Regions from separate parts of the Mus musculus genome. Here region 1 is linked to region 2. A link is a contact called in ENCODE Hi-C data. All regions are on one chromosome and are shown on one strand. The core of a region is the stretch at or near the end of the contact, and the rest is flanking DNA. Distances in the headings are between cores, read along the strand shown. Region 1 holds the start of Rhox2f (reproductive homeobox 2F). Region 2 holds the start of Rhox4b (reproductive homeobox 4B).

The links. Hi-C counts contacts between places; a loop is a spot of excess contacts on that map.
Region 1: a loop to region 2 is called in a map of T-helper 2 cell, with 6 times the contacts of the local background. The contact joins the promoter of Rhox2f here to the promoter of Rhox4b in region 2. A Hi-C loop is called at or near these places in 3 of 37 maps with a recorded cell type or tissue (T-helper 17 cell, T-helper 2 cell and regulatory T cell).

Annotation. Positions count from the first base shown.
Region 1 is chrX:37,569,986-37,572,731 of GRCm38, forward strand. It overlaps Rhox2f (reproductive homeobox 2F), which reads left to right and starts at 1,436. Exons shown (of 4, transcript NM_001085356.1): 1 at 1,436-1,530; 2 at 1,693-2,104. The coding sequence starts at 1,464. The region is part of intron 2 of Gm38640 (a long non-coding RNA gene); the gene reads right to left.
Region 2 is chrX:37,430,982-37,433,857 of GRCm38, forward strand. It overlaps Rhox4b (reproductive homeobox 4B), which reads left to right and starts at 1,513. Exons shown (of 4, transcript NM_021300.2): 1 at 1,513-1,710; 2 at 1,901-2,306. The coding sequence starts at 1,644.

The DNA.
Region 1 (2,746 bases), core at 186-2,685, 140 kb after region 2:
AACTCATGTCTCAGGAAATTACCTTATTGAGACATAACCTTATTAAAGAAAAACTTCTGAACACACTCACTAACTAAACATGGTTTGGAAAAGCTGAGCAGCCTACCTCTCTCTGCCAGTGCTCACATTACAGGCACTGCGGCATTGAGCCTCCATGCTTGCTCCTTCAGTGCTCCAGGTAAACCATGGGTGGCTTTATACATGTTAGGTAAGACTCTGCAAACTGAGCTACATCTCCAGCAATAAACATATGTCGTCACTATTTTTCCAGACTGGAGAGTAAATTCTCCAGTACTTGACACTGACACGAGCAATGCCAGGATTTAGAGCAAAGAGGGAAGAAAATCTAGGAAAGAGAAACATGTAGGCTTTGTTGTGAGGTAGTTATCAGAGCTGTGAGGTGAGTCTTGTCCAAGGAGAACTGCAGCACCAGGAGTGCACTCCAAACAAGGGACAGTGTGGAAAAATGATAGTGGTGCAGGGCCTTCTATTTGGGAGGATGAGGTGAAGAACTCTGTGTGTAGGATCAGGAACGGAGGCAACATTTGAAATATATATATATACATATATTCACACACACACATCCCCACACACATTATTGAACAAACCATGGGAAAATGTGGCTGCCTTAGGATGAGTCTGACTACATTCCAATGTAGGATCTGTTTGAATGACTGTTCCAGGACGTGTGTGTGTGTGTGTGTGTGTGTGTGTGTGTCCAAGACAAATGTGAGGAAGTTCAGCACAGGTAGGACAATTCTAATGGCTTTTACAAGCACTTATCTAAGCCTGAGAGTAATTCTAACTCCTCCCCAGAAACCCTGGCGAAGGTGAGTCCTCTGCTCTCACTGCTGAGCCAGCAGGGCCTGCAATTCTGCCCAAGCTCCCGTAAAGGCCGTCCTGGAAGCAGGATACACTACGTGAACTTCACTTTCTGTGAAAGCCCTAAGGAAGAACCTCCCACATAGAATCATTAGCTTATATCCGGTCTCAGCCATGGATCAGGGATGCAATGTGGAGAAATAGACCAAGCGGTATTGTCCACACATTTCCGCAAGGCCTCCGGAGGTACAGAGGTATCTTTTCTTACTCCCCGCAAATGGGTTTCCTCAGTGAACTGCCATCTCTTCCTTAGGAAGTTAATTAAACAAGGCAGGAGGACTCAGCGAAGATGCAAAGTGGAAGCCCCTAATATACCTGACTTGCAAAGAGGAACCATCATTTCCTTCTAATAATTCCTGCTCTGTTAACATTTCCACTGTCCTGAGTTTTGCAGCGTGGACTTCAGTCGCAGCAACAGGAGGACAACCAGAAGGCAGGACACACTACCATAATTGGATATATGCTAATATTGAAGATGGGGACCGGAGGTGTGGCGGCAGACCATTGGTGGCTTAGAAGCTCTACTTCCGGAATTGTTGGGGGGTGTAACAGTGAATAAGGACTTCCACGGCTTTACAGACATGGAGCGTCAAAGCATCAATTACCTGCTTGATGTGGGACCTGAGGAGGATGAGGAAAATGCGAATGGTCAGTGAGTGATGAGAAGGGTGGGTTGATGATATCCACAAGGGGAGGAGCGTCCCTTATAGGACTGAACTGGAGCTGTGCGCCACAGGCTTTGGCCTGACTCCATGACACCTCCGCACCAGCCTAGGCCCTGAGGCCTGGTTTTTCATTTCCCCACTTAAGGTGTAAAGACTCTGATGGTCTTGCTGGCTGGAGACGGAAGAAACGAGGGAGAGAGTGGACGGGGCCTGCCTGGGTCAGGAGCCTCAGCAGCGGAAGGATACAGAGCAGGAGAAATAAGTGCAGGTGGGCCTGCTGCGCAAGTAGCCGACCTCATGGATGACAGCAACCAAGAGGACCTTGGTGCCACTGCCTGTGACCAGGAGAAGGAGAAGCAGCCAGAGGAGCCAGTCCCTGATTCCATGGGAGATTTGGAAAATGTAAAGCGTGTGTCCGGGCCGTGGTCCACTGTTAATCCTGTGAGAGTGTTGGTGCCCAAATTCCGGCACCTTTGGCGACACAGCTTCAATGTGCTGCAACTACAAGAGCTGGAGAGCATCTTCCAGTGCAATCACTACATCAGCACTAAGGAGGCGTGAGTACATTGCCTAGCTTGCATCAGTTGGATGGGGGAATGAAGTTATGCACAGAGAGTTTCTCCTCCTTCCTGGTCCCCCTTTTGCCCACCTTTTATATTCAACTTTTTATTTTATTTTTGGATGTACTTTTTTTTTAAGTCTCTCTCTCTCTCTCTCTCTCTCTCTCTCTCTGTGTGTGTGTGTGTGTGTGTGTGTGTTTGTGTGTGTATTTGCATGCACAGGCATGTTGTGCTGTGCTTGTGTGTGCATGTTAACAAGACTGCATATCTGGAGGCTAGAAGACAGCTTGTGGGAGTTGTTTCTTGTTTGCATCCTGTGAGCCCTGGGTTTTGAACTCAGGCATGCAAGTTAGCACCTTTATCATCCAGCAACATTAGTGAGTGCCAGGCCAGCTTCAGCTGCAGAATGCAAGGCTATCTTTAAGCTATTAAAATAAACAAATAAAGTCAACAAAGCAAAAAAAAAAAACCAAACAAACAACCACCAGCAGCAGCAGGCTGAATGAGAACGAGGCAGTACATGTCTGTAAGCCCCGTTCTTGGCCGGTAGATCCCAAGTTCAAAGTTATCTCAATTATGTAATGAGCCCCATGCCAGGCCCTTTTCCATTAGGCCATTTGTGTTGTGATTGGCAGCATA
Region 2 (2,876 bases), core at 263-2,762:
CCAATTATGTGGGAAAAGGGAACCTTTGTTCACTGGAGGTGTGGCCACAAGCTGATGTCATCACTCTGAAAATCAGTTTGGAGAACCTTCAAGATACTGAAATTACATACAGAGTGGTTCCAGGATTTCCAGGGGCTACAGAGAGAAACCTAGTCTTGAAATAAAAATCAAAAACAGAGAAACAAACAATCAAAATGCAAAAGGAAAAAAAGAAAAGAAAAGAGAAGAAAAGAGAAGAAAAAAAGAAATGACTGTTACGGATTTGCCAAGGAGAACATTATGTCTGTTAGGCAAGGATTCTATGTAGTAAGCTGTATTTTTCAACACAAAAATTGATAACTCTATAATCTTGACCAGAACTATACATAAAAAAAAATATCCAGGTTCTGTGCACCCTGAAACCACAGTAGTTTCAGGCTACACAACAAAGAACAAACAGGGCCAGAAACATGTATGTGTAAGTTTGGTTTTAGAAAGGTCCAGAATATTGAGGTATGTCTTTTGGGTGGAGAAGAACCCCTCCTCTGGCATCAAGACCCCAGAATATTCCCACCCTAGAAAAACAACCACCTGGAGATGGCCTAGTTCCTAGGGGCTATTCCTAGTCTCTGAGTGGCCAGAGCCTGTTGTAAAATGTTTGCTCCTAAAGACCAGTTTGACCACATGCCTGCAGAGGGGCTGCTTATCTGACAGTATCTGGATAGAGACTGGCGCCTGCTCTCGACCCTTTGACCTTCCAGCGAACACATTAGGAAGGCCCATTCAAGAGAAATGCAGGGAACCTTAGCAAGGTATGGCGATTTACTCAGTCCTTCACAGTTTTAACCAGTCTGTCCAGGACTAATAACCCCCCATCCTCACCCAAGCTCCTGAAAAGGCACACCATGGACACATGGCAGACTCTAACTGAGCTTTCTGTGAACACTCAAAGGAAGAGACCTGGTGGATCACCTTCTCCGTTTAATTTCTCTTCTCTATCAAGTAACAGGCCGCTAGTATAAACTACTGGGCCTAGATGAAAGACACTCTGTGTTTTGAGAGGAGGTGGTCTCACTGTGGTTCTGGTTTTCTGAAAATCACTATGTAAACAAGCCTGGCCTGAAACTCAGAATCCACTTCATTCTTTCCCCTGAACGCTGGGATGAATGTCGTGAAAAGACACCCCCAACTAAACAAGAGATATTCTAAAAACACTTGTGTATTGTCTCCAGAGCTTTTCTTCTTCAATACGAGTCGTTTGGCACAGTTGAACGTAGACAGTAATTTATCCAACTGCAAGGTGGGTCGCCACGTGTGCATCCATACCAGCTCAAGTACCATGCGGTCCCTGCAATGATATCCTGCTCCTTGCAGCACAAACCTGTTCTGTTTTGCACCTGAGGCTCAACCCATAGCTGCAGGAGATCAAATGGAGGTCAGGATAGCTCACCTATGATTGGACACTTGGTAACCTGCACTACCGCCCCCAAGGGCTATGAGAGAATCTCTTCCTGGTTGCAAAGCTAGGTTTTCGGCTTTCAGCTTTCGGCTTTCGGCTTTCAGCTTTCGGCTGTCGGCTGTCGGCTTTCAGCTTTCGGTTTTCACAACCTCAGGAACTCCGACTCAGAATCTGCTGGGGAAAGCTGCAGGGAAGCACTCAGGACATGGAGCATCAAAACACCAACTACCTACTTCATGAGGGACTTGGCAAGGACAAGGAAAAGTTGAATGGTGAGTGCCTTCTGGGAATGGTGGATTGTCCACATCCATGAGAGGAGGAATGTGTCCCACAGAGGTGACTTGAGAGTTGCAGTGCTCTGGAGCCTTTCCTGAGACTTAACAACACCTCAGCACCAGCCTAGGCCCTGATGCCTGTTTGTTTGTTTGTTTGTCTTGTTTTGTTTTGTTTCCCCACATACAGGTGGGAAGACACAGACAGTCTTACCACTGGATGGAGAGGGAAGAAATGAGGGAGAGAGTGTACTGGGCCAGTCCGGAGCCGCAGCAGTGGAATGGGACAAAGCAGAAGAATTAAGTGGAGAAGGTGGGCCTGCTGCTGGTGATGCAGACCTCATGGATAACAGCAACCAAGAGGACCAGGACACCAGTGGCAGTGCCCAGGAGGAGGAGAAGCTGCCAGAGGAGCCAGTTCTCAGGGATGCTGTGGTCATAGACAAAGTGCAGCCTATTCCAGTGCTGGTATCTGGTGTGCGGCCTAAGTCAGTGTGGGTACAGCAGCGTAGCTTACACTACAATTTCCAATGGTGGCAGCTGCAGGAGCTGGAGCGCATTTTCCAGCAGAATCACTTCATCCGTGCAGAGGAAAGGTAAGCAGATTCTTGTTTCCTGGGAGCACAGAGCAGTCCATAGTGGCTGTCGGGTCCTTCAACTGCTACCCCCTTAAAACTGCACATTCTCTCTGTATTTGTTGATTTGTCTATGACAGTGCGCGTGTGTTCATGTGGGTGTAGAGTACAGCTTGTGTTAGGCTGTTCTCTCCTTGCACCTAGTGAGTCTCTGTGTCAAATGTAGGCCGTCAGTCACTTCCTTCACCTTCACCTTTGTCTCTATCTTTACCTTCTTCACCTTAATCTTCTGGGCTATTTCCTCAGCTGGCCTGTTACCCTAAATTAAAGCCACTTCCAAAATCAAGGCTGCCAGAATCCTGCATCCTGTAGTAGTGTGGTAGGGTAGTGTGCTGGGGTAGGTGGGAGACTTGTGCAAATGTTTGTTCTGGATACTTTGATATCCACATAAGACAAGCTAGAGTTCTCAGAGAGGAGGGATTCTCAGTTGAGAACAAGTTTCCATAAGAGCAGGCTCTGTGATGAGCGTCACAGTATAAGTGATGAGGCCTCAACAGTTAGGAGCAATAGCTGCTCTTCCAGAGGAGTCAG